Regions from separate parts of the Homo sapiens genome. Here region 2 is linked to region 1. The links are chromatin contacts, found by Hi-C or POLR2A ChIA-PET in ENCODE. All regions are on one chromosome and are shown on one strand. Each heading gives the region's core, a stretch centred on a gene start or an enhancer-like site at or near the end of the contact. The rest is flanking DNA. Distances are from core to core; before and after follow the strand shown. Region 1 overlaps SIPA1L1 (signal induced proliferation associated 1 like 1). Region 2 overlaps SIPA1L1 (signal induced proliferation associated 1 like 1).

Region 1 (6,479 bases), core at 1,796-4,295:
ATGATCACCTACAGTTAGTTTCCCCCTCACTAATTTTTAATGGTTTTCTACTGATAAATAATGACTTAAAATAAATTAGCTAATTTTTAGACCACGTAGTTGTTTTCACTAGGAATCCACTGAACTATATTTGTTTTTCACCAGCTGTCTGGATAATTACACTTAGTCCATGTTTTTAAAAAGTCAGTAGAGAATGAATATGTTAATCATTAGCCTCTCTTTTTTTGGGGACTTTTTTTTTTGCTGTTGTTGTTGTTGTTTGTTTGTTTGTTTTACAGAAGGTCTGGCTATCACCCAGGCTAGAATGCAACTGGTGTGCAATGGAGCCATCTCAGTTCACTGCAACCTCTGCCTCCCAGGCTGAAGCCATCCTCCCACCTCAGCATCCCAAGTAGCTGGGATCACAAGCATGCACTACCATGTCCGGCTGATTTTTGTATTTTTTGTAGAGGTAGGGTTTTGCCATGTTGCCCAGGCTGGTCTCTGACTCGTGAGTTCAAGCTATCCACCCACCTCAGGTTCTCAAAGTGCTAGGGTTACAGGCGTGAGCCACCACTCCCAGCCTGGACTTCCCTATATTCTCTAATTCGCCTGAACTTATGCAAGGGGTTCAGAATGAAAACATATCAAATCACATCTCAAAGGCAACTCAATAATTGGATATAAAAGACTTAAAATTAGACATTTTTTAAAGTAACAAAAGATGAGAACCACAAGGTAAACAGGAAAGTGAATGACTACAGGTGTCCTGGGTGCATTTCTGCACCTAAAATCAAATAGCACTAAATGTAAATTTACATATGGTATTAAAATGCTCACTTTAAATTGTTAATTTTTTTAGTAGAAAGGAAAAGCAAGAAAAGAGTCCACTGTGATCCTAGCACAGAATTTCCACAAAACTGAAAGGTTTCTAGTTTGTTCTTGTATTTTACACAATATATATTAATTCAGCCAAGATAAAATGACCTTTGTTTTTTTGTTTGTTTGTTTTTTGTTTTGGAAACAGAGTCTTGCTCTGTCACCCAGGCTGGAAAACAGTGGTGCAATCTTGGCTCACTTCAAACTCCGCCTCCTGGGTTCAAGTGATTCTCCTGCCTCAGCATCCCGAGTAGCTGGGATTACAGGCACCCACCACCAAGCCCAGCTAATTTTTGTATTTTTAGTAGAGACGGGGTCTCACCATGTTGGCCAGGCTGGTTTCAAACTCCTGACCTCAGGTGTTCCACCCAACTAGGCCTCCCAAAATGCTGGGATTACAGGCGTGAGCCACTGTGCACGGCTGACTTCTTCTTTTTTTTTTTTTTTTTAAGACTAAGAGAAACAGAATGTCTATTATTTTAAGATGTGTGCAATTTGTGAAAAACACTAGTCTGGCCGGGCACGGTGGCTCACGCCTGTAATCCCAACACTTTGGGAGGCCGAGGTGGGCAGATCAACTGAGGTGACTCAGGAGTTCAAGACTGGCCTGGCCAACATGGCAAAAACCCGTCTCTACTAAAAATACAAAAAAATTAGCTGGGCATGGTGGCAAACGCCTGTAATCCCAGCTACTTGGGAGGCTGAGGCAGGAGAATCGCTTGAACCTGGGAGGTGGACGTTGCAGTGAGCCAAGATCACACAACTGCACTCCAGCCTGGGCAACAGAGCAAGACTCCGTCTCAAAAAAAAAAACAAAAAACAAAAAAAACACTAGTCTAAACTTTGTATTTAAAAACAGAGGAGGACTGCATGCAATGGCTCATGCCTGTAATCCCAGCATTTTTGGAGGCTGAGGCTGGAGGATCGCTTGAGCCCAGGAATTCAAGATCATCCTGGACAATATAGTAAGGGCTTGTCTCCACTAAAAATAGAAATTAAAAAAAAAGAATTAGTCCAGCATGGTAGCATATGCCTGTAGTCCCAGCTACTAGGGAGGCAGAGACAAGAGGATACCTTTAGTATGGGAGGTCAGGGCTGCAGTAAACCATGTCACACCATGGCACTCCTGCGTGGGTGACAGAGGGAGACCCTGTCTTAAAACAAAGCAAAGCAAAACAAAACAAAACAGGGGTTTAGACAGGTGTGTTGGTTCATGTCTGTAATCTCCTAACTTTGGGAGGCCCAGGCAGGAGGAATGCATGAGCTCAAGAGTTCAAGAGCAGCCAGGGCAATATAGTGAGACCTTGTCTCTATTTAAAATAAAAAAAATAAAAAATAAATTGGCCCCGCATCGTGGCACATGCCTGTAGTCCCAGCTACTCAGGAGGCTGAGGCAAGAGGATCACTTGAACCCAGAAGGTCAAGGTTCCAGTTAGCTATAATTGTGCCACTAAACTCCAGCCTGGGTGACAGAGCAAGACCCTGTCTCTAGAAATGAATGAATGAATGAATACATACATATATACACACATACATACATACATACATACATACATACATACATACCTACATACACACACACATGGAAAAAGAGGGGTACTGGTCCTGGGTAGGATGAAGGAAGGGTACTCCATCTCATTTCTCTACTGAATGCAGTTATAATACCTGGAAAGATTATAAGCAGCTATTTGAGGGGTCTGAAAAGTAAACGATAGCAGGCTGATTAGGGAAGAAGAATGAATCTCAAGGTACTACCAAACTGGCAATGAGCGTCCCACTTTTTTCGTAAGAAATCACCAGCCTGGACTCAAGGCAGCTAGACATGGCATACCAGGATGTGGACAGAGGGAACAAACTGAGTTTTAGCTAGAGGAGCAGAAAAGGGAATTCCTAAACCTGGAGAAAATGGGGGAAACACTCCATTTTTCTTTCCTTTTTTTTTTCTTTTTAATTCTCTTGCTTCCCAATCCAAGGCAATTCCAAGGTGGTGGTGGACAGCGGGGACAACAGTCACATATACTCTGAGGGAAAGGAACCTTCCTCTCTGATCAGAGGAGCTCTGATCTCAAGATGTAGGAGCAAACATCTGCTGCTTTTTTCCTCTGTCTTTCTGCCTCTTGGCCCGAAATGCAAGCAGTCACAGGAAGTACGTCCTATTCTAATGTCTCATCTCTGTGGCTGGAAAAGTAAAAAGGGGAACCCCAGGGAAGGAGGAAGTCATGGAGAAATCGACTTACACAAATATAACCAATTGATTCTTGGTAAAGGTACAATGGCAATTCAATGGAGAAAGATTGTGTTTTCAACAAAGGTGCTGGAATAATTAGACATCCATATCTAAAAAAGGAAACCTGACCTAAAACAGATCTTACAGAAATATTAATTCAAAATAAATCATATATATCTAAATGTAAAACTATAAAACTTTTAAGAGAAAACATAAAATCTTTATAACCTTTAGTTAGTCAAAGAGTTCTTGGAAATCACCCCCACTGTACTTTAAAAAAAAGATAAACTGTACTTCTTCAAAATTAGAGAAATTTTGTTCAGAGAAATACACTATTAAGCAAATGAAAAAATAAGGTATAGACTTGGAAAAAAATTTGCAAATCACATATGCAACAAATAATTTGTATCCAGAATACATAAAAACAAAATAAAACTGAAAACTCAACCAAGAAATAACCCAATTTAAAAAGTGGTTATTTAAAACCTTGAACAGATGCTTCATCAAAAAAGATATACAAATGGCAAGTAAGCATATGAAAAAATGTTCAACCTCATTAGCCACTAGAGAAATGCAGGTTAACACCATAATGAGACACCACTACACATCCATCCAAATGGGTAAAATAAAAAATACTGATAATACCTTGATAACAGGAAATGCTGTCAAGGATGCCATGCATCTGAAACTTTTATACATTGCTGGTGTAAATGGAAAATGACACAAATACTCTGGAAAATAATTTCAAAGTTCCTCAGAAAGTTAAACATACCCCTACCATGTAATCCAGCAATCCCAGTCCTGGGAATTTACCCAAGGGAAAGGAAAGCCTATGTTCACATAAACACTAAAACACAAATGTTCACAGTAGCTTTTTTTTTTTTAATACCTCCAAAGTAGAACAAACCAAATGTCCTTCAATGGGACACTGGATAAATAAATTGCAGTACCTTCATATAAAGGGATCTACTCAGCTATTAAAAGGAACCAAGTATCTATACTATCCACAACAAATTGCATGAACCTCCAAGGCATTATATTCAGGGAAAGAAGTCAGCTTCAAAACATGATCTAGGTCCTCGCACTTTGGGAGGCTCATTTGAGCCCAGGAATTTGAGACCAGCCCGGGCAACACGGCGAGACGCCATCTGTTAAAATAATTAATTAATTGATTAATTAATTAATTAGAGATGGTCTGCTCTATACTTCCACATAAATGACACCATCCCAGAGAGAACACTATCGGAGACCAGCCTGGGCAACACAGTGACACCCGCGTTTTTGTTTTTTTTGTTTTGTTTTGTTTTGTTTTTTTCTTACAGAGAGAAAACTATGGAGATGGGGAACAGATCAGTGTTAGACAGGAGGTAGAGGTGGGGAGACAGTATAACATAAAAGAACTTTTTTGTTCTTGTTTTAAAGAGTCTTGCTCTGTCGCCCAGGCTGGAGTGCAGTAGCACCATCTCAGCTCACTGCAACCTCCACCTCCCAGGTTCAAGCAACTCTCCTGCCTCAGCCTCCCGAGTAGCTGAGATTACTGAGTAGCTGAGATTGCACCACCACACCTGGATAATTTTTGTATTTTTAGAGATGGGGTTTCACCATGTTGGCCAGGCTGGCCTCAAACTCCTGACCTCAAATGATCCACCTGCCTCGGCCTCCCAAAGTGCTGGGATTATAGGCGTGAGCCACTATGCCTGGCCCACAAAGAAACTTTTTGAGCGAGGTAGAAGAGTTATGGGGTAGTTACACAAGTCTATACGTGTTTAGATTGATACCATCCTGGCTAACACGGTGAAAACCCGTCTCTCTTAAAAAAAAATACAAAAAATTAGCCGGGCATGGTGGCAGGCGCCTGTAGTCCCAGCTACTTGGGAGGCTGAGGCAGGGGAATGGTGTGAACCCGCGAGGCAGAGCTTGCAGTGTGCTGAGATCACACCACTGCACTCCAGCCTGGGCAACAGATCTAGACTCCATCTCAAAAAATAAATAAATAAATAAATAAATAAATAAATAAATAAATAAAACGAACAAATTGACAGATTTGTTATTCGGAGGCACAAAAAAGTTTTAAAAAAACATAAAAATACCTCAAATTTACAAAAACATATTTTATGACTAACTTACATAAATATGGTACTGAAAACTGCCACAGAAATGAGTTTTAAAGATAATGGAACAATGTAGTATTAAGTGTTATTTAAACCAGTGTACTTATAAAATATTTTTAGAGATACCACAAAACCATTTCTTTCCAAAGTTAACTGTTCAGCCACAAAAATATGACTGTTTAACAGCAAGAACGCTAATGTTCAACAGAGCCCAACAGTTCTTGCCATTTGGCTTCTGGCTTTTGAGACACTGATGTTACAAAGCAGGTGAAACATCCGGGAAACAGATGCATGAACTCGGAGTCATCCAAAATTTGTCCACTACAATCCAGGCCCATCTCTACCCCACCGGGTTATACATACCTCCTTCATTTCCTCAACAGGAAGCACCCAATACACATACAGTTTGTTTTAAAACTTGAAGAGTGTGTATACAAAAGGAAAAGGTCACAGAAACCAGTTTCAGCAGGAGCATCTGCACTGTGTCATCAAGACCACCACAACTGCGGTGCCTCTACAACGTGCCCAAATATGACCTACCTCACTGTAAACCTCCTGCTAGAAATGATGCTTTCCTCAATGGAGTAAATGAAAGTGAGGAACAGCTCTCAATTACACTGTTAAACAAAAATGATCCAGCCTTGGTTCAAAATGCTATGATAAAATAATTTCTTAACACTGCACTCTTTCTGTCCAAATACTATTAGTCTTCCACTGGAGGCATTTTAGCCTTTTTCAAGGAAACACAATAATAACCATTAAAAGGGCAATTTGGATGTTGCCCTCATTCCACTTTCACTGACTGCGCCTTCCCTTTTTCAGCTGTGTCCTATGTACATAGCTCTGGCCATTCAATTCATAAAATAACCACAAATGTGTTACATTGGAAGACATTTTGAAAGCAGAATTTTTGTTTTAATGGAGAAGCTACGGATAATTTTTTTCTTTCTAATTTTCTCTATTTTTCAAATGTTCCCAATATTGAAACATCAAGATAGGTGAAGAATTCCCTTTCCTCTACTCCTGACATAATTTGCCAAAAATTATGACAGTGACTTGTATTGGTTTTCAAATACAAGGAAAAATCCTACTGTTTGAAGGTATTACCTAATCCCCCACCACCATCATCACAAAGAGGAGGAGGGGGAAAGATACACTAAACTTTCCAACAACATTGTTCTCACCAATTAATAAAAAAAAATCAGTTACAAACATAAGGAAAGTCTGGTTATTTCTAAATGGGAGAGACTGCTTCTTGATGTGTTTAGCTTGCTGGAGAACAG
Region 2 (5,758 bases), core at 2,449-4,948, 51 kb before region 1:
ACAAAGACAACCTGAATCACAAGCATGTGCATGTACAACCGCAGACACAAAATGGCAGTTATGCCTTCACAACACAAAATTACATAGTGATCTGTGGCTTTCTTCTACTTACTGCCAAAGACGCATTCCTCTGAGATGCCTGCTCACATATATTCCAACATGAAAATAAGGGTTTATTCACATATTAAAAAGCCAACTCACATTACAAGTTGAAAATTTGGCCTTTTTGCTGCTGAATGAATAAATCTGCTTGTCCTTTTTAGAGCAGACACAGCGCTGGGAAAGAAGTGCTGGTAAAGACTCCTAATAAATTATCAGAAAAAAATGAAAAAGGGTACTCTAGGAAAAGTCTTCATTTTATGTCTATTCCTAAGTGACTTATAAATGCCTTCAACTTTAGAATATAATTAAAGTCTTGTTATAAAGTAAATTGAGACAAAGTAAGAAAACTTTTGATTTGATTTTTTAAAAATAAATGGAAACACTGTCAACTTACTACTTAGCAAACACACCAAAAAAATGACTTTCACCCACTTCATTGCCAGGTACCTAACAGGTCTCAATAAGTCTACGACCCAACATTTTCGAAAGGGAAGAGAGGAGTATCATATTTCCATTCTAAATACTGAGATACTGATTTGTGAGACTAGTTAGGAGGAAGCAAAACAGATACAATATGTTTCCAGGATTTCCCCTGCCTCCACCACCCTGTAGAGGTTAAGCAGAGGCTACAGATGGCAAGACAGGTCTAAAAGGTCTGAGTGGAGAAATAAACGGGAGCTGGAAGACAGGCCACACTTCCTACCTTCTCACAAAGGAAAATAGTATGGGAACCATGGAGGAATCTCCTAAAACTGACCCATGAGATCAGAACTGCTTACAAATGTCAAATATTCCACTGCTTTTCATTCTATCCAGGGAAAAAAAATTTACTTTCATCAGTGTATACGTACCCTCTATAATACTTTTAAAGAACAAGTCTCCTTTTCTAATTCTCTCAATTACAGAGGAGTACAAAACATTTAGTAGCATTCTGGATAATTTGTGCCAATTTAGATGATTCATGTAGTATTGCTTTTCCAGACTAAATGGTCTATGGCCAGTGCTTTCAAGTCAACAAGGGTGCGGAGAGCAAGACCTAATTACAGATCTGAGTCAGTGTCTAGAAGCTCCCTCAGCCCAGGGGGCCGTTCCCCACAAAGGCAGCATTTCATCTGGCGGTACAAAAACAAGCCAAGTTTTTGTACCACTTTCCATATTTACACAAGTCCTTTTGTATGCCATTAATATATATACAAGTCCTTTCATATATAAGAAAGAAGAAGACTCCATTCCACAAGAAACAAACAAAAAAGAGTAATATCAGTTCACCGAATTGATTTTTCAAAGAAAATTTTCAATAGGCTTTTCCCCTTAAAACCCAACTATAACATGCAGATTTTTTAAAAAAGAAAATGCACACAAAACATATTACACAACAACCAATACATTCACAAAGTGTAAGATCTTCAAACAATTTCAACAAAAGATGTTAATGTTTTCCTTCCTGTAACATGGATATAATATGTATAAATTAAAGGGGAAAAAATCTTTTGAGTTCACTTTTTTTCAAATGTTAAACATTTAAGTAAAAATGGCACCCAGAAAAAAAAACAAAACAGAAATTATATTGTTGTAAATTTTTCTCTGATACTTTATCAGTAATTAGGTTCTCAAGTTGAAAGGATTAATGATTTTTGAATGGAACTGACTATTCAGTTTCATGGAGGCAACATTCCAAGCAAGAGCAAAGGGTAACAGGACTCCCCCAATAGTAAGGGAATTAGTTTTTTGAATGCAAAATTTAAATGACTTAAGATTCATTTCAGGCCAGGCATGGTGGCTCACATTTGTAATTCTAGCACTCTTGAAGGCTGAGGCGGACAAAAAATACAAAAAATTACCCAAACCTGGTGGTTCATCATGCCTGTATTCCCAGCTAATTGGGAGGCTGAGGTGGGAGGATCACTTGAGCCTGGGAGGTCGAGGCTGCAATGAGCTGAGATTGCACCACTGTACTCCCGCCTGGGCAACAGAGTGAGACCCTGTCTTAAAAAACAAAACAACAAAAACAAAAGCAAAAGCAAACAAAAAAAAGATACATTTCACACAAGAACAAGATAGAAAATGATCCCTAAGACCCAATATTGGGTCACAAGGGACATAAAGGCACAACAAAGATTTCCAAGGAGGCTCCCAGATGACTGATACACAGTACTATTTCGAGGTGCAACCTGACAGCCAGTTCTTAGGAGTAGACCCCTCTTCTGTACTACTGCTACCAGTACAAAGTAACATAGTGACAAACTGACAAATTTAGAAAAAAAAAAAAAAGAAGTAAATTTTGTAGGCATAATGGCGAATTCTCACAATGCAGAAAAATGATGCCAGAAGCATCATTTGGACTACAGAATGAATAGAGCTATTTAAATGAAACAGCAACCAACACACTCTGAAAACCTCATTAATGACACAATTGATCTATAAGTATCCTGCACATTCCACACCTGCACAGGAGTGTAGAAGTAGATACAGAGAGTGAACTCAATGGTAGGCCAATTACCAGAGAAAAGTGCTTCGTATTAGTAGATAAGACAGAAAGCTATCAGCATGTTGGTTCAAACTCATTGACCATTCAAAACCTAAAACATTCTATCACAGATCACTAGGATACCCAATAATAGATCTTTTCACAAGTACCTAAGAACAGATTTATAGCCTCTTTCAGCGATCCTCAATTTATTCTAAACTCCCTTACGATTTTGAGTAATAAATGCACATAGCATCTACATTTACTCAAAGTTAAAAAGCATCCAAAAATCATACAATACACTATGTGGGAAGAACACAAACAAATGCATGGGAATAATAAAGACCAAAACCAGGATAGTGGCTTCTTGGGGATTAAGAAAGGGAACTGCTGTTAGAGAGAAATATCCTGGGTTTTTTAATGTTCAATGGAATTGGTAAACATTCGATTTCTCTATAGAGTGTTGAGGAGAGGTAACATGGATTTTGTTTTTCTGCTAATCAAAAAGGAGCTGGGGTAAGGATATTTGTGTTATGCCTTATATGCTTTTTATATTTGAAATATTCCTACTAATTTTTCAAGAACAAAAACAAGGAATTAGAAGGGTATAGACTGTTCTAAGAAAACACAAAGAACAAGTCTGCACTGCCAAATATGCACCTACCTATGCAAAGGGATGAGTCTGCCAGTATCCAAGACCCTTTTTAGCATTCACAGCACAAGTTGGTCGATCAGGACGCAAAACCTTCTGGGGGTGTGGGGGTGGGGTAGAATCTGAAAGTGATATATTTTATTCTCATGTCTTTGAATACTAAATCACTACCTGCTAACTGTTAAGAGTGAAGAGTATGCCAGTCAACACCAACACACTCTGCCAGTTTAATTTAATGGTATTATTTTGCCTTGCTTTGCAATTACTCCTACATTTCCCCAGGGAGAAACTAATGGATTACTAAAAATAAAATGGAGACTAAGTGAATCACTTAGGCTGTTTTGGCTCCTAACTCAAACTGGCTTAAATAAAAAGGAAATGTATTGGCTCAAATGCTTGGACGTCAGAGAAAGGGCAAGCTTCAGGGCTGGTTTCCTTGTGATTCTGGACTCCGTCCTCCACCCTGTGTGGCTTCTCACTCAGTCCGGAAGCCACAATGCTGCAGCTACACCAGACCTCACACCAGCGCACAACAACATCCAGAAGTAAGAGGCAGCTCTGTCCTAACCATGAGAAGCCTTCTGCCAGAAGCTCCAGGCAAACCCACATTGGAGCCACGCTGGGTAGAAAAGGATTACAGGACCATCTCTGAAACCATCCCCCTGGCCAGGTAACACTCAGCACTCACTGATGTAGCCAGAGTTCATGAGTCAATCATGGACAAGGCAGAAATGAGACTGCTCCTAATCAGGGCGAGCTGCAGTCAGTTCTTCAACCCCATAACATGAGGAATAGATGCAACGCATGATATGGATCCAACCCTAATGTTCAGTCAGTACTATTTACAGGCAATAGCCTGAGCAATACTGTATCAGAATACGAAATAAATCACTATTACACTGTATTTGTATATAAAGCTATAGATTCAAAAAGCAGATGACAAACGACTTCATCTCTTTGAGAAAAGTAGATTTTTTAAAATTTTGTTTCTATGTTTTCATTTCTCTAATCAGAAATTTAAACACAGAAAATCAACACTTTGTAAAGCAGGTAGGTCATAGGAAGTATGGCATAGTACTTACTATATTCTTGTGCCATGGCTACCGAAATTTAGACAACGTCCACACCAATAAGGTATAACCTGAAATAAAATTAGAAAAAAAACCTGGTTAAGTGCACAATAAATTTCACTAAAATACAATAGCTGTATAACTTACACAGGTCTTATCTTTGTTCTAGAAGAGGCAAACCAGCCTTTCTAAGGTAAATAGTTGCTTTTAAATTAGACATTAGAGAAAAATGTCTCTAGTATTATCATATTTCTTTCTTTTTTTTTTTTTAAGATGGAGTTTCACTCTTGTTGCCCAGGCTAGAGGGCAATGGTGCGATCTTGGCTCACCACAACCTCCACCTCCCAGGTTCAAGCGATTCTTCTGCCTCAACCTCCCTAGTAGCTGAGATTACAGGCGTGTGCCACCACGCCCAGCTAATTTTGTATTTTTAGTAGAGACGAGGTTTCTCCATGTTAGTCAGGCTGGTCTCGAACTCCTGACCTCAGGTGATATGCCCGCCTCAGCCGCCCAAAGTGCTGGGATTACAGGCATGAGCCACCGCGCCCGGCCTGTCTGTAGTATTATAATATTTCTAAATATTTTTAAGGTCACATGCATCTTTGTAGAGCTGACCATAACAAACCAAAACAAACAAAATACCTTTTTATCAAGTACTGTTGCCCTGGACTGCTATTTATAAAGCTGAAACAAAAAGGGGAAAAAATAGAATTATTATTTTTCTCTTTTTGAGATGGAGTATCATTCTGTCACCCAGGCTACACTGCAGTGGCACAATCTTGGCTCACTACAACCTCTGCCTCCCAGGTTCAAGCAATTCTCCTGCCCAGCCTCCCGAGTAGCTGAACTAGAGGCGCGCACCATCACGCCCAGCTAATTTTTGTATTTTTAGTAGAGACAAGGTTTCACCATATTGCCCAGACAGGTCTCGAACCCCTGACCTCAGGTAATCCACCTGCCTCGGCCTCCCAAAGTGCTGGGATTACAGACGTGAGATACTGCGCCCAGCTGAAAAATAGAATTATTAAACAGACCTCAAAAATCATGTAGTCTACTCACTACAAGACACAACTAACCTGTTCAACCCAATGCAATTTAAAGCTAGATAAATAAGCTTCGATTTCTAAATTCCTTAACTTGAAGATCTGAGGAGACAGTTCTCAGGAGAAAAAAATGCAAAAATATGATTCCAATATCTGATACTGCATCATCTTACTTAGTAAAATCTATGAATATTCAGCACACTATGGAGTGCTGAACAAACACACCCACAGAACTTGAGATTTTTAAGATGCTGGAATTGCTTTTAATATTCAAAAGGGAAAGATAATAGCCGGTACAATGGCTCACGCCTGTAATCCCAACTACTCTGGGGACCCAGGCACGAAAATCGCTTGAACCTGGGAGGCGGAGCTTGCAGTGAGCTGAGATTGTGCTGCTGCACTCCTCCAGCCTGGACGATAGAGC

The links. A loop is a pair of places that touch in the nucleus more often than their neighbours do. ChIA-PET counts read pairs that join two places held with the same protein, here RNA polymerase II (POLR2A). Pooled maps may share reads with other maps.
Region 2: a loop to region 1 is called in a map of posterior cingulate gyrus, with 1.9 times the contacts of the local background. The contact joins two enhancer-like sites. A Hi-C loop is called at or near these places in 3 of 168 maps with a recorded cell type or tissue (OCI-LY7, dorsolateral prefrontal cortex and posterior cingulate gyrus), 13 of 37 single-sample maps with no recorded cell type and 12 of 50 pooled maps. POLR2A ChIA-PET finds 5 or more read pairs at or near these places in 6 of 52 experiments (AG04450, Caco-2, H1 and 3 more).

What each region holds. Positions count from the first base shown.
Region 1 is chr14:71,475,282-71,481,760 of GRCh38, reverse strand. The region is part of intron 2 of SIPA1L1 (signal induced proliferation associated 1 like 1); the gene reads right to left. Among named protein-coding and RNA genes, the nearest start is that of SNORD56B, 80 kb to the right of the region's middle. Within about 2 kb of position 3,045, at least 2 of the 41 ENCODE cell types and tissues checked have a DNase peak (open chromatin) inside an H3K27ac peak, as active enhancers do.
Region 2 is chr14:71,527,916-71,533,673 of GRCh38, reverse strand. It overlaps SIPA1L1 (signal induced proliferation associated 1 like 1), which reads right to left. Exons shown (of 24, transcript NM_001386936.1): 4 at 4,304-4,362. Among named protein-coding and RNA genes, the nearest start is that of SNORD56B, 130 kb to the right of the region's middle. Within about 2 kb of position 3,698, at least 6 of the 41 ENCODE cell types and tissues checked have a DNase peak (open chromatin) inside an H3K27ac peak, as active enhancers do.